3 separate regions of the Mus musculus genome follow, and all the other regions are linked to region 2. A link is a loop called in an ENCODE intact Hi-C map of the cell type or tissue named here. Cell type or tissue: gastrocnemius. All regions are shown on one strand.

What was found. Hi-C counts contacts between places; a loop is a spot of excess contacts. Peaks named below come from ENCODE experiments on the same cell type or tissue, not always from the same donor. Only the 100,000 strongest peaks of a DNase experiment are listed, where the experiment ranks them.
Region 1: it touches region 2 in a loop (4-fold over the local background); 19 of 42 quality-filtered maps call a loop at or near these places.
Region 3: a loop joins it to region 2, with 4 times the contacts of the local background. A loop is called at or near these places in 12 of 42 quality-filtered maps.

What each region holds. Positions count from the first base shown.
Region 1 is chr5:135,894,144-135,902,143 of GRCm38, reverse strand. No RefSeq gene overlaps it. Among named protein-coding and RNA genes, the nearest start is that of Hspb1, 10 kb to the right of the region's middle. In gastrocnemius, CTCF peaks have their summits at 628 (motif pointing left), 1,233 and 3,923 (motif pointing left); DNase peaks (open chromatin) are centred at 599, 2,106 and 3,910.
Region 2 is chr5:136,058,255-136,066,254 of GRCm38, reverse strand. It overlaps Upk3bl (uroplakin 3B-like), which reads right to left. Exons shown (of 6, transcript NM_001359361.1): 2 at 6,372-6,524; 3 at 5,974-6,193; 4 at 4,996-5,072; 5 at 4,628-4,748; 6 at 1,931-2,180. The coding sequence ends at 2,084. Among named protein-coding and RNA genes, the nearest start is that of Upk3bl, 5.0 kb to the right of the region's middle. In gastrocnemius, no CTCF peak of the experiment used is centred here; a DNase peak (open chromatin) is centred at 4,470.
Region 3 is chr5:135,872,983-135,880,982 of GRCm38, reverse strand. Srrm3 (serine/arginine repetitive matrix 3) reads right to left here. Exons shown (of 15, transcript NM_021403.3): 15 at 6,211-7,903. The coding sequence ends at 7,675. Gm22450 (a small nuclear RNA gene) reads right to left here and starts at 5,326; the gene lies at 5,220-5,326. In gastrocnemius, CTCF peaks have their summits at 3,031 (motif pointing left) and 3,628 (motif pointing left); DNase peaks (open chromatin) are centred at 959, 1,286, 2,933 and 3,609; H3K4me3 peaks cover 1,587 bases; H3K27ac peaks cover 3,723 bases.

The DNA.
Region 1 (8,000 bases), 160 kb after region 2:
GATACTCACTGGCTTCCTGCTGCTGCTCTAAGGAATTGGCTCAGTTGCAGCACACACACAGGGCTCAAAGCCCTGGGTTCAATCTCCAGCACCACAAAAAATGATACAGGAAGCTGAGTGTGGCAGAGTATGGTTATGTATATTTCTAATTCCAGCATTTGGGAAGCTCCGACAGGAGGATCAGAAGTTCAAGGCCAGCCTAAGTCAGAAATGGACACTTCAGTTGCCTAGCAACCAGACAGCCTTTGGTTCCATCCCTCTCACCACAGAAATCTAGTGTGACACATGTCTGTGATATTGAAGGCAGGAAGATCAGGAGTACAAGATCATTCTCAGCTACACAGCAAGGTCAACACTGCACTGTATGAGACCTTGTTTTTTAAAAGGGCGGCAGCTGAGTATGGTGGTGCATGCCTTTAATCCCAGCACTTGGGAGGCAGAAGAGGTGGATCTCTGAGTTCGAGGCCAGCCTGATCTACAGAGTGAGTTCCAGGACAGCCAGTAGTATAGAGAGACCCTGTCTCAAACAAACAAGCAGGGAGGGGCTGATGGTTCACTAGTTAGGAGCTTGTCCCAGCACCTACCTCTTGAGGCTCGCAACTACCTGTATCTTCAGCGCCCCCTTCTGGCCTCTGCAGGCACCTGCATGCATGTACACATACCTACACACAATTAAAAAAAATTTTTTTTAAAGGGAGCTAGATAGTGGTGTTTCATGCTTTTAATTCTAGAACGTGGGAATCAGAGGTTATACAGAGAAACCCCATCTCAACACCACACCCCCAAAAGAACCTGAACAACAAAAAATTTAAAAAATTTTAAAAAAGCAAGGGTTTATCCCGGGTACACGTCAATATTGCTAGTCATCACTGGAGGAAATCAGGAACCTGGAGGCAGGAGCTGGTGCAGAGGCCATGGAGGGGTGCTGCTTACTGGCTTTCTCAGCCTGCTTTTTTATAGGACCCAGGACCACCAGCCCAGGGATGGCCCCACACACAATGGGCTGGGCCTTTCCCCATCAATCATTAATTAAAAAAATGCCTTACAGCCAAATCTGATGGAGATCTCTAAATTTAAGCCAGTCTGGTCTACAGAATGAGTTCCAAGGCAGCCAAGATTACACAGAGAAACCCTTTCTGAAAAAAAAAAAAGTAAAATGAATAAATAAAAAATTAAAGTATACACAAAAAGTGGCAGTTTGCATGGCCTGCTCACAAGTACCTGAATGCGCCTCTGCTGCCTCTTAGTGGCCTAGGGTTGCTAGTGGATAAGTGACAGCTAGCAGGTGTTGGCTGTGCGGAGAGTTAAGACACAATCGGGAACAATTCCTATCTGAAAGGTGCATAGGGAAAGCCAAAGGTCTAATATGGCTGCTAGTAACAGAATGGGCTAGCAGTCAACAGGCCCAAGCACTGGTCAGTCCCACAGTAGGGACATTTCAGTGGCTTTGAGGACCCTTGGAAACAGGCTAGAAGCAGAGAAGATAAGCCCAGAGCACACTCAGAGATCTCTCTCTTTTTCCTTCTCCTTCCCTTCTTCTCACTCTCCCTCTCTCTTTCTCTTCCCTCACCCCTACCCGTTCCTTCTTGCTCCCATGTGGGTGACTGTCTGTATGTGGAGGACAGTGTTAGCATCCAGAAAAGGCACTGTCTGCCTCCCTTGAAACAGGCTCTCTCATTGGTCTCTAAGTAAGCTGGGCTGGCTACCAGTGGGCTTCTGGAATCTGTTATTTCTACCTCACTGGTGTGGGGGTTACAAGCATGCTCCACCACATCCAGAAGTTTTACTCGGTTAAAAGCCCCCAGAAAGGATTGAACTCAGGTCCCCAGACTTGCTAAGGCAAACACTTTATCAACTGGGCTATCTCTCAGACCCTAGACCTGGGCCTCTTACCTGATGTCTTCTCTAGTCTGATAGAGTTAGAAGTTGGTCAGCGAACCCCTGGTTAAGGTAGGGTGTCTGGGAGAGTGCTCAGGGGACTTCTCATAGGTGGGTGCTGGGGATATGGGCTTCATTCAGGGGCAGTCTCAAAGCTTGGGAAAAGTGGGCTGCCTGCCTGAGTGTGCCTTGTTCAGCCCTGAAGCGTTCTGAGGATCAAAGACTTGGCATCTGGCCAGGCAGTGGTGGCGCATGCCTTTAATCCCAGCACTTGGGAGGCAGACACAGGAGAATTTCTGAGTTCGAGGCTAGCCTGGTAGTGAGTTCCAGGACAGCCAGGTCTACACAGAGAAACCCTGTCTTGAAAAAAGCCAAAAAAGAAAAAAAAAAAAAAAAAAACCAAAACCAAAACCAAAACAAAACAAAAAACCAGGTTCCCCCATTCACACATGCCTTTGTTACCTATCAGCATATCAAGATCCATGCTAGCCTAGTAATATACCTCAAAGCTCCCACCCCACCAGCTCACAGGCTCCCTTCCTCCCAGTCCCTTGTAACCATGAAGATTTCCTCCCTCTCCTTGGGAGCTGGAAAAACCTCCCCCGACCCCGGCCTTTTTTACCCATGGACTGACTCTTCTGGTTTCTTTACTGTGCCCCTCAAATCCAGATACTGGCAGGGTTCATGGCCTCAAGGCTGGGAGAGCATCGTGGTCTTCACAGGGATGAAAAGGATGCTCGCTTCTGAAAAGGTGGTGCTAGGCCCAAGTCTCAGGGACCCCAAAGGCCACTGAGGAGCCAATTCCAATGTAAACACATGCAGGTCTTTATTACAAGCTCTAGAGCAAGGATGCTCACCTTTAGTACTGGTCAGAAGTGAGAGCCCAGGGGTGGGGGGTATTTATTGTAGTTATAGCAAACTTGGAGATTTTCTATATGGGTTAGCTAGTTAATATTTTTAAAGCTGTCTTTCTAGTAAGAGCCAAACACGGGGCAAAACCACCTGACCAACAGGATGGCTAGATTTTCTATTTTCTGCAGGATGTCTCAGGCTATCGAGATGTACCTTGACCCTGCTGATGTGTGGTTTGCCATAGGATGTTTGCTCAGGGGACTTCGTGGTTTTCCTCCTGGCATTGGAGTTTAACTTCCAGAGCTTCAAACATGGAGTTGGTTGGGCTGTGCAGTGGCACCAATGTGTACTCCCTTCAGATGAGCAGACACAGGGTCTAACATACACAAATACAAAGCTTCCAACTTAAACATCGTCCTTAAGTCAGGGACGATGACCAAATTTGTAATTCCCAAACTCAGCAGGTGGAAGCAGGAGGGTCAGTAGTTCAAGGTCATACTCCTGCTATATAACAAATTGGAGACCAGCCCGGGCTATGTGAAAGTCTAGCTATCATTCATCTATCTATCTATCTATCTATCTATCTATCTATCTATCTATCTATCTATCTATCTATCTATCTATCTATCCAGTAAGTCAGGTCTATTAGTTTTTAAAAGTCTAATAAACAAGCAAAATACAACAACAAAAAGAGGGATTTTGATGTCCGGAGCTATGACAGTGTGGGTTAGAGTTAACTAAGTGGGTGGAATTCAGAGAGCGAGATAAACAACAGCTCAGAAGATCGCACCCCCCCCCCCCATAAAGAGAAGAGGTGGGACCAGGGGAACCTGGAAAAGAGAGGGAGGGACGGCTGGGCGTGGTGGTGGCGCACGCCTTTAATCCCAGCACTTGGGAGGCAGAGGCAGGCAAATTTCTGAGTTCGAGGCCAACCTCGTCTACAGAGTGAGTTCCAGGACAGCCAGGGCTACACAGAGAAACCCTGTCCCAAAAAAAAAACAAAGAGAGAGAAAGAGAGAGAGAGAGAGAGAGAGAGAGACTTAGAGGTACACATAGGCTCTAATCAGCTTGATTTCTATCTTTTGCAAGGACAGAGGTCAGAAAAATTGAACTCAGGGTAGGTAGGCCTGGTTGGGGTGGGGGGCTGGCTCCTCTAGCAAGCTCCTAAAAGTTGCCAAAATAGCGCCACCTGCTGGAACCATGTGTTTAAACACATTTGCTTATCAGGGACCTTTCCTATTTAAACCGTGACAGGATAGGTACAAAGTGGCTTCAGGAACCCATCATCATGTTTTGCTCTGCCCTGAGCTGCTTGCTGGGTAGCCCTGAGAAAGACTAGTGACTGCTCTGGACTTCAAGTTCAACTCGGTCTGTTGAGGAGTCCACCAGCTATATATTTTTGGCAAGATAGGCAAAGGATTTGTTGGCATGGGGTTCCATGTAGCTCAGGCCGGCTCCAAACTCTGTAGCCAAAGGATGACCTTTAACTTTTGATCTTCCTGCCTCCACTTCATGAATGCTGGGATTACAAGTGTGTGTCACCACACTCGGTTTCTGCGGGGTTGGGGATCATAATTGCCTAGATCCTAGGACTTTGCGCTTGCTGGACAAGTGCTCCACGAGTCCCAGCCTTCCTTCCACGCTGCCTACTTTGAGTGGTTTCCTTCAACTGCGCTGACAAAAGCGCAGACTTGGACAACGGGAGGGTGCTGGGCCCAGAGAGATACCCGGCTTGGAGGGCAGATTTTACCACCAAGAGATGAATAGGAAGATACAAGACTGCTGGGCATGGTGATGGAGCACGCCTCTAACCCCAGCACTCTGGAGGCAGAGGCAGGCAGATCACTGTGAGTTCAAGGCCAGGCTGGTCTACAGAGAGTTCCAGGACATAACATAGGTGTACACACATGTATTCATATGCACGCTCACGCAGGGTCTCTCTCTCTCTCTCTCTCTCTCTCTCTCTCTCTCTCTCACACACACACACACACACACACACACACACACACCACCGTCGCCGCTCCAATTCAGCCGAGAGGATGTGCGCCTGGAATCTTAATCCCAAACACACCATAAATCAAACCTGGTAGCACAATCCTATAATCCCAACAAGCAAGACGTGGAGGCAGGAGGATCAGAAGTTCAAAATTATCCTCAGCTAATGATGTTCAAGACCACCCTGGACACAAAAGGGATGATAACTGAGGGTCTCCTAGAAGAATTTAAGGAAACCTAGTATGCATTTTTCAAATAGAATGTGGTCCTGGGCTGGTGGTGGGGCGGGTGGAGAGTATATGAGGGATGCTGGAACCCGGAAGTAGCTGGGGATTGAGGTCCCAGGTGGAGGAGCCCAGGCTGCCTGAAGAGAATTTTAAACCTTGTGGTTTGGGGTCAGCTTGTGGATTTGGGTCAGTGACAGTGACCAAAAAATTATGAGAAGTGAGTTCACAAGTGCCTACATTAGCACCGATCCTGCCTGGGTGGGGATCAGGAACAGAGTCCGGCCTCCCTCCCCGGACCTCATGATGAGGTGGGCCCAAGGGAGGAACCTGTCTTGCCACAGAGATCTTGGCTCTTCCCTCTTGACCTGGTCAGATTGCCTGTCAGAATATAGGCTCAAAGTGTAGCTGATCTCTCGGTGGCCCAAGCAGGATTCTTTTTCTTTCTTTTTTTCTTTTCTCTTCTTTTCTTTTCTTTTCTTTTCTTTTCTTTTCTTTTCTTTTCTTTTCTTTTCTTTTTTTTGTTTTTGTTTTGTTTTTGTTTTTGTTTTTGTTTTTCTTTTTTGTTGTTGTTTTTTCGAGACAGAGTTTCTCTGTGTAGCCCTGGCTGTCCTGGAACTCACTCTGTAGACCAGGCTGGCCTGGAACTCAGAGATCCGCCCGCCTCTGCCTCCTGAGTGCTGGGATGCCCGGCTCTTTTTCGTTTTTTGGAGAGGCTGAACTGTCCCCTTCTGCCACCCCTAGATCTCTAACCCTTGGTGTAGCGGACATCACTGTTTGCTGCTAAGTAAGGCCTTCCAAGGCTACTGAGACATCCCAGCAGTCCCGACTCCGGGGACAGGAGAAAGAAACAGCAGAAGGCCTCATGCCACACTTTGCATAGGCCGTAGGAGTCTCCCCAGCACAACCTTTCCTTCTCTGATAGCGGACAGAGCCTCTGGGCATGGAATCCACCGACCTCACTGAGGTCTGGGGCTGAAGCCCACTCTCCTTGTTTGGATTTAGAGACAATATCTCATCTTCTGCCCCCACAGAGGCTAACAGAAGCTGGCTGAGTTAGAATTTATTTCTGGTTATAGGGGAGTGAAACCCTTGGACACTTGCTAAGAAGATATGAAGTGAGGGAAAGTCAAGGTATGACCTTGGCTCTGTTTCTTGTTGACCCTAGGCACAAGCAGTTGGCTAGTTGGTTTGGTTGTGTGACTGGCAGCTCCTGGGACACAGAGAAGGGATCTCCCCTCCCCCCACCATTTCACCTTTTTTATAGTCATTTGCTCATTCAAGTATCTGTTCTGTGAAACTTTAAAAAACCAAACCAAACCAAACCAAAAAAAAAGAAAAAAAAAAATGAGGGCTGGAGAAATGGCTCAGTGGTTAAGAGCACTGACTGCTCTTCCAGAGGTCCTGAGTTCAATTCCCAGAAACCACATGGTGGCTCACAGCCATCTGTAATGGAATCTGATGCCCTCTTCTGGTGTGTCTGAGGACAGCTACAGTGTACTTATATACATAAAGTAAATAAATAAACCTTAAAAAAAAAGTGAGGGCTGGTGAGATGGCTCAATGGATTAGAGCACCTGACTGCTCTTCTGAAGGTCCAGAGTTCAAATCCCAGCAACCACATGGTGGCTCACAACCATCCGTAAGGAGTTCTGACTCCCTCTTCTGGAGTGTCTGAAGACAGCTACAATGTACTTACATATAATAAATAAATAAATAAATAAATAAATCTTTAAAAAAAAAAAGTGAGCCTAAATACCCAGACTAAAGCCCTCCTCTCTGTTTGATTTGTAAAAAAAAGTAATGTGAAGAGAGATAGTGTTTCTTTTCTTTTCTTTCTTTTCTTTTTTTTTAAGTTGGAAAATAACTTTATTTGTTCTAGGAAGTCACCAGAGTCCTCTCAAAACTGGAACAGCTTCTTGGTGTCAGCAGCCTTGCTGACCTTGAACACACTTGAAGCTCACTGTCTTGCTCAGTGGCCTTCACTCTTCCATGGTCACAATGTCACCAGTCTGTACATTCCTGAAGCAGGCACGTGCTTGTGTCCCCTCCCCCTCCGCTGTATTTTGGTCACGGTAGAGATAGTCTGAGAGGATGCCAATGATCCTCTGCATCCTCATCTGTCCGGTCTCTACACTGACCTCTGATGGAGACGTTGTTATCATGAAGGGCATTTCTTGTCTATGTAGATGCCCTCAATGGTCTCCTTAGGCGTCTTGAGGCCTAGGCTGATGTTCTTCTAGTTCCAAGGGAGTTTCTCCTTCCAGATCTCTCCCAGCAGAGCCGCTTATGGTTTCTGAAAGGGCTGCTCGGTCTGAATGTTCACCATCTTTCTGGCAGCTTGAGAAAAAAGGGAGATCGTGTTCCTAACACAGCGCTGGACCCAGAAGCTGTGGCTGAGCTGGCTAAGTGGCAACATGTCAGAATTCCCACTCCGCAAAGTCATCCTGCAAGTGCCTCAAAGCCCCATCTCCTGCCCGGGGAAGGACACAGATGCACCACTTACACACTGCTCCTCAGTCCTCTCTGAGCCTTCATCTCTGCTTTAGCACATCTTCTGGGTAAAGTCTTGTAGGAGCCGAGAGTTCCAGAATGGAAGCTGCCACCCAAAGACAGACAGCATATTATGAAATGCTGTACGTGAGACTAGTTGTTGTTGTTGTTCTTCTCCTTCTTCCCCTTCTCCTTCTCCTTCTTCTTCTTTTTGGCTTTTCTTTATTTTTTTTTTTCTGTTTTTGGTTTTTCGCGACAGGGTTTCTCTGTGTAGCCCTGGCTGTCCTGGAACTCACTCTGTAGACCAGGCTGGCCTCGAACTCAGAAATCCTCCTGCCTCTGCCTCCCGAATTCTGGAATTAAAGGTGTGCACAACCATTGCCCTGCTGAGACTAATTCTTCTTGTCATTTGAAGAATATAAGTTGTTCCAAGTAAAAAATATTTTAAAGAGGGACTGGAGAGATAGCTCAGTGGTTAAGAGCACTGACTGCTTTTCCAGAGGTCATGAGTTCGATTATCAGCAACCACATGGTGGCTCACAACCATCTGTAATGGGA
Region 2 (8,000 bases):
ACCACGTTCTCCTCCTCCTCCTCCTCCTCCTCCTCCTCCTCCTCCTCCTCCTCCTCCTCTTGATTTTTATTTCATTAGGTTTTGTTTTGGCTTGGTTTGGGCTTTTGAGACAGGATTTCTCTTTGTAGCTCTGGCTGTCACTAGGTAGACCAGGTTGGCCTCGACCTCGAGATCTACCTGCCTCTGCCTCCCATGTGCTGGGATTAAAAGTGTGTGCCACCATATCCAGCTTTATTTCATTAGTTTTAACTGCACATATGTGTGTCTGTGTGGGTATGTGTACATGAGTGCAGACACCTGTAGAGGCCAGAAGAGATCATCAGATAAACTGGAGGGACAGATGTTTAAGGGGATGCTGGAAACTAAACTCCCATCCTCTTCGAGTGCAGCGAGTGCTCTTAACTGCTGAGCCATTTCTTCATCGCCACCCATTCATGCTAATGGTACTTCTTGGGAAACAGATGGGGGTATGCAATGGCTGCTTTTCCAACAGAGAGGTGAGCCAGGGAAAGGGGTGCCTTCTTGTCTGTATGTACACTCCACAGCACATCCTGCTCATAACGCCAGCTACAGGGGACCTGATGCCTTCTTCGAATCTCCAAAGACACCTGTGGCACACATACGGACAAGAAGGCACACACATGCACACACACGCCCTAAAATAAATACAAAAAAATAACGAAAGGCTGAAGTGTGTGTCTGGCTTCCACATGCAGTGTGCACACACTCGCCGGCTAGTGAGCCCAGAGATCTGCTTCGTCAACCTCCCGAGCTCTAGGTTACGGTTGTTGTATCACCGTGCCCACCTGCTTTTGTAAGTTCTGGGGATCAAACTCAGGTCCTCGTGCTTGCATGGCAAGCACTCCGACTGAGCCATCTTTCCATCTTCACCCATGGAAAGAGCGGTCAGTGCTCTTAACCGCTGAGCCATCTCTCCAAGTCGAACCTCAACATCTTACTTTGAAAGCGTCCCCCAGAGGAACTGGGACAAGGGAACTGCTCAGGTGGCCGGGTACTCAGGCACACATATGTAATGCCAGCACTCAGGACATCGAGGCAGGAAGATTAAGATTATAGCCCGGGCTATACAGTGAGATCCTGTGTCAAAAGAAATGCACATGGTGGGGCACATGCCTGTAATCCCAGCACCTCCAGAGGCAGGTGCAGAAGAGTCCAATCAAGTTCAAGGCCAGCCTGGGTGAAACAAAGAGACTCTGTCTATCAGGGCATGTGAGATGACTCTGTTAGTATCTTGCAAGCATCATGACCAGATTTTGATGCCCAGTGCCTAGGTAGAAAGCCAGGCGCAGCAGCCTGTGTTTGCAAACCCAGCTCTGGAGAGACAGAGGGATCCTGGGGCCCAGTAGCCAGGGAGCTGAGAGAGTTTAGTAAACTCCAGGTTCACTGATAGAGCCTGTCTCAGTAAATAAGATGGGGCTAGAGCGATGGCTCAGCAGGTAAGAGCACTTGCTGTTCCTGCAAAGGACCCAAGCTCAGCTCCCAGCACCCACACAGTAGCTCACAAGCATTTGTAACTTCAGTCCCAGGGAGTCTGATGCCCTCTTCTGGCTTCCTCAAGCACCGGACAGACGATACATGCAAACAAAACACTTATACGTATAAAAACTAAATTAAAAGAAAAAAATAAGGGCTGAAGAGATGGCTCAGCGGTTAAGAGCACAGGCTGTTCTTACAAAGGTCCTGGATTCAGTTCCCAGCAATCACATGGTGGCTTACAACCATCTGTAATGGGATCTGATGCCCTCTTCTGGTGTATCTGAAGACAGCTACAGTGTCTAAATAAATAAATTTTTTAGAAAAAAAACAAGGTGGAGAGAGATGGATTTCTACAGGTACTCGTACACATGTACACACGTGTACACACACACAATGAGAAGAACATCAGAGGTGAGGGAGATGAACCCAGGTATATGTAAGATGAAGCACAAAGGTATTCGGGGCATTTATTTCTGATAAAGATTGCCTAGTCCAAGCTTTGAACTGAAGATATTTCCCTAGGGTTCCAGGTAGGTCCCAGCTCAGGCTCAGCAACTTGATCCCAGATGAAAGCCCTGGGAAACTCTCAGGAGCTGCGCTCAGCTCGGAGGCTGCCCATGTGGTGCGTGTGATAGTGCCGCATGCGCACTTGCTCCTCTGGGCTGGACCCGGAAGTACTCAAGCTGCTTCAGAAGGTTCGGGGAGAGAAAAGGGGAAAGAAGGTCAGTGGAGGGCCCTCACTCTCTGTCTGCTTTTGTGTGGGTCCCAGGGACCAACCTGATGTGGGGCGCTTAGAGAATAACTGAGATCTCTTTCATGAACACAGTTCAGTCCGCTCATTTTCCATATCCCTTGTGCAATGGTTTGAAGCTCTAGAAAACCACAGTGGAGGTTAGATAAGATCCTTTAACGTTATCACTGTTGTTATTGCTATTGTTGTTACTGTTGTTGTTATTGTGGTGATGATGATGATGACGGGGCGTGTGTGTCAAGGAGCACACATGGGCCAGTGAGATGGCTCAGTGAGTGAAGGTGCTTGCTACCAAACCTGAGGCCTTGCCTTGAGTTCGACCCCTGGGTCCCACATAGTCAAAGGGAAGAACCAACTCTAAAAACTTGACCTCTGACTTCCACATCTGTGCTGTGGTGTATACATAAACCAAGTGTAACACAAAAAATTTAAAACTTTATAAATCAGCCGCCACCCCCCCCACACCCCCACACCCCCCACAACCCCCCCAACCCCCCCCCCCCCCCCCCCCCCCCCCGTCTGTTCTTTCCTGAAGTTTTCTGTTTCGTTTTGTTTCGTTTTGTTTTGTTTTTTTCAGACAAGATCTCATTGTGTAGCTTTGCCTGGCTTGGAAGTTACTTTGTAGACTAGGCTGGTCTTGAACTTCCTATGGATCCTCCTGCCCCTGCCTCTCCCGTGCTGGGATTAAGGGCCTAGGACATCATGTTTGGCGTTCCCTGTCCCTTTGTAAGCAACTCTACTGAAAAGAATGAAGATAATTCCTTTTTTTTTCTTAAAAAAACAAAAACAAACAAACAAACAGGCTGGACAGTGGTGGCACATGCCTTGCACTTGGGATTTCTGAGTTCGAGGCCAGCCTGGTCTACAGAGTGAGTTCCAGGACAGCCAGGGATGCACAGAGAACCCCTGTCTCGAAAAACAAAAAACAAAAAAGCAAAACAAATAAACAAAAACAAAAGACCCAGGGTCTCATTTATCCCAGGATCCCAAGACATTCCTCAGGTACCCCATGCTGGGGAGGAAAAGGCGGAGCCTTGGGAGCCCCATGTGAGCCAGAGCGAACTAGCAGAAGCCAAGGATGGGTGGGCGGTCAGCGATGGCTGGGACCACGCCTTCACCGGGATGTCTCAGCAATGCGATCCCTACCCTCTCCTTAACCTAAACCTTAAGTCACGGCCTTATCAGGCTCCTAAAGATAAACTTAGAGAGTCATTGGGTCTCTCTGCTTCTCTTTCCCATGTGGTCACATGGAATATATCTCCCTACCTTTGACTGCTTTTTAATTTCTTTTATTCCATTATTTTGAAGTGTGTGTGTGTGTGTGTGTGTGTGTGTGTGTGTGTGTGTGTTCGTGCGTGCGAAGTGTTAAGGCCAGAGGCATTGGATCCCTTTGGAGCCAGGTAGTTGTGAGCCGTCAGATACGGGTGCTGGGAATTAAACTCAGGCTAAGTATAGCTGAACCATCTTTCCAGCCTCTGCTTCTCATCATTACCTGTGTGTCTAACTGGCTTGTCCACAATGGGTGGCTGAGCCTAGTTTGTTAGGACTGCCAGCCCTCAGGCTTTGGCCGTAATAGCTCCAGGAATATATTCTTAATGCCCTGGCCCAGCCTGAACCAATACTTCTCAGCCTTCCTAATGCTGAGACCCTTTAATTCAGTTCCTCATGTTTGAGTGACCCCGGACCTTAAAATTATTTTCCTTGCTACGCCATAACTGTAATTTTGTTAATGTAAATATCTGATATGCAGAATATCTGATACGTAACCCCTGTCTGTGGAAGGAACATTCATTCACCTTTAAAGGCATCTCCACACAAGGTTGAAAACCACTGTTTTAAAGGTTATCACGGCCAAGTCTCCCTTGATTACACTCCATTGTTCCCAGCAGTGAGACAGCTCCGTTTCTCTGCTGGACACCTCCGCTCTCTGCTCATGCCTGCTGGCATACTTCCTCCTTCTCCGAAATTCCCCCAATACATCCCCACATGCCTGCCTCCCCTTCACAGAGATGCCTCTTCAAATCCCTACAGGTGTGGGGTGTCTTTTCTTCTGGGAGGTTTTGTGCCAGCCCCGGTACTTCAGCTCTGCCTGAGATGTCAAAGCAAAAGCTTTTAGTGGGCTCCGCCTGAACGTAATTCACCTCTACCTGTAGGGCCTCACTGTTGGGAGTGTTTTCTGACTACCTGCTTGCAATTCCAGGTATGGCCGCGAGGGGGCAAGCGGCGACTGCTGGGAAATCAGGCCCCTGATGGGCAAGAGGGAGAAGGGCTTTAGTCAACACCGCCCAGCCTTCAGGGGAACCGACTTCATCAAATGGCAGCAAGAAGCGACCAAGGCTACTGCTGAGAGGCAAGGCAGCACCAGTCTAGTTCACTCACCAAGCGGATATGACCAGTACGAGGAAGACCACAAGCAGGATGGCCAGTAGGATTGACAAGAAGGCAATGATGACCACAGTGCCCTTGCCCTGGGACCCTGGAGCTTCTCGGAATGTCTGGGCTGCACAGGCAAGCAGGAAAGAAGCTATTTAACCCCAAAGGGGGCCTTTGGGCAGCTTCCAGACCAACCATCCTACACCCAAGCTGAGACATGTGAGAATCATGGAGGGATTAGACTAGGGCAGGGATACTTGCAGAGCACAAAGTGGTGCTGCAGTTCTTGACAGGGGGAGACCTACTTTTCCCAGCCCCGTGATGTCCCCAGCCCCCACCCCACACTATTTTTTTGAGATCTTATGTTCTCCTACCTTGCTGCAGGTAGATCTCCTCGGACCACAGTGTCTCAGCCACGGGTCCCTCGGCACTCATCGCCAGGAATTTCACTCTGAGCAGGAGACCAGAATTGGTCATGTACAGTAGCCTTCACTTTCATTAAGCCTCTGTGTGCATGCGCACGCGAGTGCATGTGTGTTAGATCACTCAAAACAAACATCTAGTGAGGGAAGCCAGGGGACCAAGGCTGGTCTCCACCTATGAACGCCTGGTCTAGAGTAGAGACAATCCATTTACATGGTCAGGACCTCCCGTGGCATATGGGCATTGAGCTGGGGGATTGCTACTTTCAAAAGCTGTGAGGAGGCTAGAGAGGTGTTCAGCACTTAGCAGGACATATTGCATGCATGTCAGGTAGCTCAACTTCAGTTCCTGGGGACCAGACACTCGTGGCTTTTAGGGGAACCATCGTCCACACAAGCAAACCCATGCACAGATACAAGCATAGTTAAAAATAAAATAAATCTTTTTTTTTAAAGAAAGAAAGAGGGCTCAAGAGTTGAAGAACACTTGAAGTTGTTGCAAAAGTCCCAAGTTCAATTCCCAGTATCTACATGGAGGCTCACCACCTCCTGTGACGGGCACCAGGCACATGTGTGGTGCACAGGCATACATTTAGGCAAAATACCCATACACCTAAAATAATCAAAGTAAATATAAAAGAAGAGCTGTGTAAGGACTTGCCCACAATCCCCCAGTGAGAGGCTAGGGGTATGCTAGAGTGGCAATCTAGCTTTTCCAGGGCCCAAGTTCCATCCCTAGCACCACAAACATAAGGAAGGGAGGGAAGGACGGAGGAAGGGAGGGAGGGAGGGAGGGAGGAAAGGAGGAAGAAGACTAGGGAGCCCAGCCATCCCACTTGACCTCAACAAACCACCCAATGGCTACCCACCCCCACCCCCATCTCCTGTTTGTGCCAGGCAGGTGTCCCTGACCCCAGCTTTGCTGCTCACCTATAGGGGCCGGCCCCTGGCAAAGGCGAGTTACAGCCCTGGGACTCCAGGGAACAGTTGTTGTCATTCCCAACACGGAGGACTCGGAGCTGGCTGTCAGGCTGGCCACCCTTGTAGTGTACCCGGTTGGCCCTCAGCGTGAGATAGTAGCCATTGCGGTCAAAGTTGGCAGGGGCATGCCTGTCTTCTACCTTCCGTGGGGCGGTAAAGTTCTGGGCGGCTGGGGGTGGCACTGAGGGTCAGCCGTCACGTGGGCAGAACCACGTGTTACGTCCTAGTAGGCTTAACCGCCTTTCCCAATCACATCCCCCAAAGTACCTACTTCCCATCACCCCCTGCCTGCCAGACCTCTTAGACCTGCCCGGGTCACAGTGAGAAAGCAAACAGGCTTAGCTTACCGTTACTGTGAGCCACCACCAGCCAGATGGGATCTGGGTCAGAGAGGTTGACGTTCTTGAATTGGCCCAGGGGTTGCTCCAGCGTGAAGGTAGATTGTGTGAGTCTCCCCTCCAGGGTGGCCCCGAGGAGCTGGGGGGCATAGTTAATGCTCTCTGGGGAGGGTGGGAAAAGAGGGCAGAAGTAGGCTGAGTAACAGTAGTCCAGCTTCAACCAAGGGAGGGCGACTCTGTCTCCAAAACCGCAGATCAAGGGGGGGTGGGAATTAAGGAATCACATTGTCTACCACATTTCACTAATAACTTACTTAATTAATTATTCACACCCCCACCCCTCTGTGTATGTGTGTACATACCTATGCCTGTGTATGCCACAGGTCAAGGACAATTTTTGAGAGTTGGTTCCCCACCATGTGCATCCTGGGGCTCCGACTCTGATCATTAGGCTTGACAGCAAGTGTCGCTAGCAGCTGAGCCATCTTACCAGATCCAAAATTAAGGAATCTTTAGGCGAGATGCCCTGGGATGGGGGGGGGGGGGCGCTGAGCTGTGGAGTGGATACACCCTGTCTTGATAGCCTACCAGGGTGGGATGGCACTGTGTCACTGGGGTGATGGACAAGGAATGGCAGGTAGACAGAGGGAGGCACAGGAGGCTCAGATTCAGGGCATCCAGAACCCTAGGCTGGGCTTGTCCAGAGGCTCTGGGTTTCCCTCCTGTTTGTGGTCCACACGTTTGTTTGACAGGAATGAACAGGAGCTGGAGAGACGAGTCCAAAGCAAAGTGCTAACCTCCCAAACATGAAAACATGAGTTTAGCCCAGAACCCATGTCAAAAGCCAAGCACAGTGTGGGACGTCCATGGGGTGCCTGTAATTCCAGAGATAGTGAGATGGGAGGCAGGGACAAGAGAACCCCTCAATCTTCCATCCTCGCCATGATCATGTGATCAGCATTCATGTCAGCCCTCATCCCTGTGTCCCTCTCAGAGCTACACGGCTTCATATGCCATGAGGACTTCAAGGAAGCACTATGGCTCTGCCCAGCTTTGTGGCGGGTGGAAGGGAGCTCTGCCCTCCCCTCAGTCCCCCCCCGCCGAGGACGGAACCACAGTATACCACCAAGTCCAAGCCCCTAACGCTGGGACAATTTGGAAGGATGACGTGGGCTTTTGTGCAAGTTTTATATCAGTTCAGGGTTGAGAAGAGATGGCTCAGTGGAAAAGCAGTTGCCCTGCAAGCTTGAGGGCCTACGTTCTAGTCCCCAGCACCCACATACACAGCCAAGTGTGCTGGCACACACATACAATCCCAGCTATATGGGGACAGTCAGGTCCCTGGACACTGACACCTGAGGTGGTCCTGCTGGTCCTCTGAGCTTCACAATGTGCTGGGCACTGACACAGCTGTATAAACACTTTTGAAATTTAATTTTGGGCTGGAAAGATGGCTCAGAGTTTTAAAAGAACTGGCTGCTCTGCCAGAGGTTCTGAGTTCAATTCCCAGCAACCACATGGTGGCTCACAACCATCTGTAACGCCCTCTTTGGCATGCAGATGTACATGAAGACAGAGCACTCTTATACATAAAATATATAAATAAGTCAGTCTTTAAACTTAATTTCTAGGCCAGGT
Region 3 (8,000 bases), 190 kb after region 2:
GTGTGTGTGAGTGTGTGTGTGTGTGTGAGTGTGTGTGTGTGTGAGTGTGTGTGTGTGTGTGTGTGTGTGTGTGTGTGTGTGTGGCTGGAGACACGGGGATGCTGTTCTCCCTGCTCTGCAGGCCGATGCAGATGGGTTGAAAGCAAAGGTCTGCCTGGGCTACAGAATGAGATTATATCCCAAAATAAAAAGCAAGAAAAGGAGGCTGAGGAGACAGCTCAGTGGTTATCTCTGCAGCTATGAGCACTTGTTGCAATTCCAGAGGACCGGGGTTCGAATCCCAGCCCCTGATTCTAGCTCTAAGAGATTCAAGTCCTCTTCTAGATTTACATACATGTGTGCACAGACATGGAGGCAGGTAAAAAAAAACACCCATATACATAAAAATAAGAAAAAAAGAGTCAAAAGATGGCATGGGGTATGGCTCAGTGGTAGAACTCCTCTGCATTATCATGGAGTCTGGGTTCAATTCCCAGCACTGAAGAAAAAAAAAAAAAAAAAAAAGAGGATGGGAGACACAGAGGGAAGAAAGGGAGGGTAGAAGAGAGAGAAGAGAAAGGTATAGGAGGAGCATGGTCCAAGCCTTCAGTTGAGAGCCAGAAGCAGGCAGATCTGAGTCTGAGATTAACCTGCTCTACATAATGAGTTCAAGGCCAAGCAGAGATATATGGAGGAGCTGGGGTGGGCAGGAAGGGTAGAGGGGTGGGAGGGGGAAGAGACAGGAGCAACTTTATCATCTAGAGATTTCCCTGAACTCTGTGGCTGACAGGCCATAGCCCCACTTCTGCGGAGTCTGGGGTTTCCTCCATGGAAGAGCCCCTCCTCTTGTCTGTAACCTCAACGTCTGGAGTGCTCTGAGAAGTGACTCCCTCCTCCCTTTTCGAAAGTGCCTGAGTTTTTGGCCATGCCAGCCACACCCTTGACAGGCCTCTGCCAGCTGCACCCCAGCCAGCCCCTCCCTTTCTGGCTCAGCCTCAGAGAACACTCTGGAGTCTTCCGGGAGCTGCTAGGCAGAGAGGCCCGACAGCTGATGGATTGTACCAGTCACCGGCTTTACTGGGTACCAGAAATAAGCATAGTCATCGGTATAGCACACTCGACGTGGGGGTGTCTGGGGTCTCTCCCAGAACATCTCAATGTGTCTCCCTGGGAGTCTGATTTCCCCACTGGCATGAAGCTTGCCTACCCCCATCATTACTGAAGGGGATCAACAAGGGGCCAGGTGACAGGGCTAGGGAGCCATTCTCCATCCCCAACTGTTCTTGGCCGTAGAGCCGAGAGAATCTGTCTAGCTAGGGAGTCTGGGGACCTGAGTGCTTTTGACCTTGGCCAGAGGCCAGCAAATGTGACTCATTTTCTTCATCTGCACAATGAGACCATTGGACTGGATGTTCTGGAAGTCTCCAGGGCTGTGAATCAAGTTTCTCCTCTGCTATTGCCTCCCCCGCCCCCTGTGCCGTCTGCGACTTCTTGCTCTGTAAAGGCTAAAGGGCTGCAGTGTGCACACAGGCATTGCTTGACCAAACTTAGACTTTCCCTAGGCCCTTCTAACACTCCCTTGTCAAATTCAGTTGTAGCAAAACCATGCTAAGTGCGTTCTGTGTGGACTGTTAAAATGGCTTAGTAGGTAAAGACACTTGCCACTAAGCCTGGTGAGTCCTGGGGCTCACAGAGTGAAAGGAGAGAGCAGAAAAGTTGTTTTCTGACTTTCATATGTGTGTCATAGTATGTGCGGTAGACCCACACACTCGCGCATGTGCACCCAAATAAATATATATTAGAAAAAGGAGCTAGAATCCTTCTAGCTTGGTTTAGCTCAAATCCGCTTCATCGACACCCACACACATAAAAATCAACTGTAGGGGCTGGAGAGATGGCTCAGCGGTTAAGAGCAGTGACTGCTCTTCCAGAGGTCCTGAGTTCAAATCCCAGCAACCACATGGTGTCTCACAACCATCTATAATGAGATCTGATGCCCTCTTCTGGTGTGTACTTACATATAATAAATAAATAAATAAATAAATAAATAAATATTTTTAAAAATCAATTGTGGAGATTTTGAGTGCTCTACTTGCCTCTGCCTCCTGAGTGCTGGGACTAAAGCCACAACTGCCCAGCTGAATACATGTTTTAATGACAGACGCAGGCTTGGGAGGTGTGGAGTCCACTTCTGGGAGTACCCCAGAGAGGCAAGGACTAGGGATAGCAGTGGACTCAACCTGATTTATGTGTTACATTGGCTTGGGGGCTTTCATTGTAGACACTGATTAAAGACACAGGGACCTGGGGAGAGAGCTTCGTCCTGCAAATATGAAGACCCGAGTTCCATTCCTAGTACCTATTCGAAAAGAAACCAGATAGGACGATGTATGCTTGTAATGCCAGTGGTAGGAAGATGGAGACAGAAGAGTTAATTCCTGGGCCTTGTAGGCCAGCCACCCTAGGCTCTGGGCCAGTGAGACTGCCTCTCAACAAAAACAAAGAGGGTGTCACCTGAGGAACAACACCCATGTCTTCTAGTCTCCACAGGCACACAGATGTGCACTTCCACATACACATAATTTACAACCTCTTCTAACACACACACACACACACACACACACACACACACACACACACACGGCCGGGGGGCTGTTCTCTAGTTGTGTGTTGGGATAGAAACCATTGGGGTGCTTCATGTGAGTCCCATCAGATAAAGGCTGACCAATATAAGAGTGAGTAGCTAAATCCCCAATCCGGAAGAGCTAGTTCCAGGGTCTAGAGCCAGGAGTGCCAAACCCGGGCATCCTGGGGAAGGACGGCCCCGCCCATTCTCCAGGCAACGGTGGGCAGGGATCCATACTTCCTGTTTTCGCGTGGTGAACCCGGTCGTGTTTTCCTGGTCCCGCAAGGAATAGAGCAGAGGGCAGACTGGGCCTGAATCCCCCGGAGTTTTTCTTATCTTGCATAGCCAAGGAAGCTCAGAGGGCTGGGAGCCTCCCGCGGAAGGTATCCCCTAAGCCACCTTTCCACCACTCTGTCTCCCTCTAGTGTCTGCTCACTGCCAACAACCTTATCATTGATTCAGGGCGTCTGGAATTGCTGGGGAGGGGGGCGGGGATTGTTTGTTTTGTTTTTTTCTTTCTTTCGTTTACGCATTCAATAAACATTTCAAAGGTAACTGTGGCGGGGAGGTGGCGCAATCCTTTAGCTCCAGCACTGTGGAGGTAAAGGCAGGCAGATCTCTGTGAGTTCTTGGCCAGAACTCTTGTGAGTTCCAGAATAGCCAGGGCTACACAAAGAAACCCTATGGGAGTGTGGCGGGGGAATTTAGGGAAACAACAAATAAATGAATAGCCGAGGGTGCATTTTGGAAATAACAGTGCACCGTCTTGGGGAGATATTTCCTTTTCCCTGTGGCTGTTTGGTTTGGGAATCTGACAGGATGAAGGTCTCTGTGCTTTCAACAACAACAACAACAACAACGACAACGACAATGATAATAGTGGTAGGCTGAGATGGCTCAGTAGCTGGGGGCATTTGCCAAAATAGGCTTGGTAACTTGAGTTTGCTGCTGGAAACCCATGTAGAGGAAGAAGGAGAGAACTAACTCTACAAAGTTCGCCCTCTGGCGTCCATGTGCGCATTGCGTTATGTCCCACACCATCCACATACACGTAAAATTTAAAAACAGAAATTAGGGGGTGGAGAGATGGCTCAGTGGTGAATCGCAGCACTTATTGCTTTTACAGACCACTGGGGTTTAATTCCCAGCACCCATATGGTGGCTCACAACCACTATAACTTCAGTTTCAGGAGATCTGATCTCCCCGGGCATAGAGTATGTGGTCCACATATAAACATGCAACCCAGCGCCCCCACACAGGGCATGGAATAAGAAAAATGAATGGGGCTGCTGAGATGGCTCAGTGGGTAAGAGCACCCGACTGCTCTTCCGAAGGTTTGGAGTTCAAATCCCAGCAACCACATGGTGGCTCACAACCATCTGTAACAAGATCTGATGCCCTCTTCTGGAGTGTCTGAAGACAGCTACAGTGTACTTACATATAATAAATAAATAAATCTTAAAAAAAACAACAAAAAACAAACTGATGGTTAAGGCGAGCATGGTTTACTCTTTTTTAAAAAAAAAGAAAAATGAATGAATGAAAGAAAGAAAGAGAGAAAAGGAAAATAATAAGAAAGCACTCGTGTGTGTGTGTGTGTGTGTGTGTGTGTGTGTGTGATTCTTTTTGTTTTGGGACAGAGCCTCTCTGTGTAGCCCTGGCTGTCCTGAAACTCCCTATATAGACCAGTGTGATGGATGGTTTGTAAATCCTCGGCCCAGGAAGTGGCACGATTGGAAGAGGTGGCCCTGTTGGAGTAGGCGTAGCCTTGTGGAGTAGGTGTGTCACTGTGGGTGTGGGAAATAAGGCCCTCACCCTAGCTGCCTGGAAGCCAGTATTCTGCTAGCAGCCTTCACTCTCAGCATCTCCTGCACCATGCCTGTCTGGATGCTGCCATGCTCTCTCTCTCTCTCTGTGTGTGTGTGTGTGTGTGTGTGTGTGTGTGTGTATGTATGTGTGTGTGTGAAGCAGAGACAAGTCCAGGGCCAGTCAGTCTAGCCAACTGGTGAGCTCCAGAGTCTGGGAGACCCTGCCTCAGATTAGGGTGGAAAAGCTTAAATAGAGGAAAGACATTTAATGTTGGCCTTTGTCCTATACACACATCACACACACACTACCCCTTCACACATATCCCCCTACCATACACTATACTACACACAAAGTACATGCACCACACACACAAACAGTACACACACACCACACACAGTATACACTCAACACACACCACACACACCATACACACACTACACAACCACACACACATAGTACATACACACATAAAGTACATACACACACCACACACACACAGAAGACAAAGGGGAGACAAAAAGGGGGGCAGACAGGAGGACGAGGAACGGGAGGGCATGGTGGCCTGTGACTGAAATCCCAGTAACCAGGAGACTGAGGCAGGAGGATTATTATCGAGAGTTCTAGTCTAGCCTGGTCTACCAGGCTAGTCAGGGTTACACAGAGAGACCCTGTCTCATTTTTTTATTTTAATTAGGTATTTTCTTCATTTACATTTCCAGTGCTACCCCAAAAGTCCCCCATATCCCCCCCCACTCCCTTACCCCCCTCCCACTTCTTGGCCCTGGCGTTCCCCTGTACTGAGGCAAAAATATGGAACGCTTCATGAATTTGCGTGTCATCCTTGTGCAGGGGCCATGCTAATCTTCTCTGTATCGTTCCAATTTTAGTATATGTGCTGCCAAAGCGAGCACTCTTTTTTTTTTTAAAGATTTATTTATTTATTTTATTTATGAGTTCACTGTTGCTGTCTTCAGACACACCAGAAGAGGGCATCAAATCTCATTACAGATGGTTGTGAGCCACCATGTAGTTGCTGGGAATTGAACTCAGGACCTCTGGAAGGGCAGTCAGTGCTCTTAACCACTGAGCCATCTCTCTAGCCTTGGGAGACCCTGTCTCAAGTAAACAAAACAAACATGGCCACACAGTGTACATACATACTACATACCGGATACACACACACACACACACACACACACACACACACACACACCGCTGTCCCCCCACTAGCCACAGAATGATGCGGCTGGTAAAGGTACTTGCCTCACAAGCCTGGTGGCCAGAGTTGGCTCTCATATAAATGTGGCAGAAGAGAGCTGACCCCACACAGTTGTCCTCTGATCTCCACACACGTGCAGTGGCACATGCGTCCTCAAACATATTGCATATGTACACACAATAATTGGGGTGGGGTGTGAGACAGAGTTCCTCTGTGTAGTTCTGGCTCTGCTGGAATCTGCTCTGAGGTCCAGGCTAGCCTTGAACTCACAGCGATCTGCCTGCCTCTATCTCCAGAGTGCTGAGGTTAAAGGTGTGTGTCACACACAATAATTTTAACAAATAGCCCACAAACCCTCCAGGGTGGAAGGACATTTTCTTGATTCCCTTTTTCTTTCCACTTGAACCTCAGAGGCAAGTGGTCGGGTGATGGGACCTGGTTCCTTGAGGCCACCCACCTCTCCTCACTGGGCCCCTCGGGAGGAATGAGAGCCCCACTCAGTCCTTATGGGGAGAGACCCCAGTCCTCCCTGCTCCCTGATGCTCGCAGTTACAGAGACTCAGTCGCAGCCTGTCACCCGGGCACCTAGTGTTTTTTATTACAGTCCAAATGTTTTCCCGCACTGCGGAGAAAGAGGGAAGGGGAAACTGAGAGAAGGTGGGAACCCGGTTCAGACCCCAGACTCCTCCCCCCACCAGAGCCCAGGGCATCTGCCCTATTGGGCCAAGGAAGACTTCGAGATCCCTGAGGGCCCCAGCAGGGGGGTGGGTGGGGCTGGGTGCCGCAGAAGAGGGCTGGAGGGGGGACCGCCTCATCCCGGTCGTGTTCCAGGGTGAGGGCTTTGGCTGGAACCTACCATCCCAGTTCTGAAAGCCTTGACCAAACCTGCCCCATCAAAGCCTGGTAAGGAGGCCTCCCTCGGGCAGGCTCCGAAGTGCACCGCGTGTTAGTTAGCTTGTGACCGTGAGCTATCATTTGGCCCATAACCCAGACAGCAGCCTGTACCTGTCTCCCAGTAGCCCTTGACCTGTTTGGTCATCTGACTGCCTTGTTTGGGCCCATGCTTTAAAAAAAAAAAATGCCGCTGCTTTCTACCCGTGTTTTTTCTTATCTTCTGGCCTGAATTCCCAGTCTCTCACTTTTGAGACAGATTCTCCTGTACCCCAGGTTGGATTCGAACTCACTATGTAGCCTAAGATGACCTTGAACTTCCGGTCCTCCTGCCTCGACCTCCAGGGTGCTGGGATTACAGGCATGCACTAGCATGCTCGGTTTTATGCTTTGTTTGGGATGGAACCCAGGACTTCACGCATGCTAGGCAAGCATTCTACCAACTGAGATAGGGCCTCAGCTGCTGACCTTTAACTTCCGTGTTAGATACAGATGTGGTATATGCCACCTCTTGTGCTGATGAAGGCCTGGGGGGCGTGGCCTTGATGTGAAGGCGAGGGAGAGAGATGGGCCGAGTGTGAACTTCTCATTCTGCTTGTCATTACCCCAGGAGTTAGGTGGTCCTTCCTTCTCTCTTAGATCTGGCTCACTTTGCCATTTTTAGATCCACCCCGTGGGAGATAAAGAAAGAGGAGGGGAAGGTCCCAGCTTGGCACCTTCCGAGCTGTGTGGGGTGGGGGTGGGGGTGTCCACTGAGCTCAGGTGAGGTGACAGCCAACTCTTGTGGACTCTTGTGCCATACACAGGCAATGGGCCCCAGGCTGGTAAGCTGGCCTCAAGCAGAAGAGGGGTGTGGTGATCTGATCCCTGTGTTCGCAAAGGCTCTTTGTTCCCTGGGCATGGTGGGTGGGCAGGGCGTGGGGATGGGCACACCTCAGGGGCAGGACAGTTTGATTCCTCCTCGTGTCGTGGGTGGTTCACCCACCCTAGAAGACGCTCTTCTGTAGTCCCACTTGCCCACGTGCTGCCCCACCCCCACCCCGGGACCTCTGTAGCAGTATGGGGTTACAGACCCCTCTTTCCCAGGTCTCAGGGCCCCAGCCTCTCCTTGTTCCAGGGCCTTCCAACCCTAGATGGGTCCGTCTGGGCTTAGAAGCCCCCACTCTCAGAGCTGCTCCGGCTGTGGTAGCTAGGACTGCGGCTCCTGGAGGCGCTGCAGGAGCGGCTGCGAGTCCCGTGACTGCGGCTGCTGTAGCTTCCATGGCTGTGGCCAGGGCTGGGGCTCCGGCTGTGGCTCCGGCTTGAGTAGTCGGTGCTCAAGCAGCTGGAGGAAGAGGAGGGGCTGGGCCGGTAGTAGGGGATGGGACGCTTGCGGGCACTGTAGGAGAGAAAAAGAAGATCCTAGTCCACCTAGAGCCGCCAGCTCTGCCCATCCGTGGCCCTCACTCAGGCCTCAGCCCCCACCCAACAGTGGC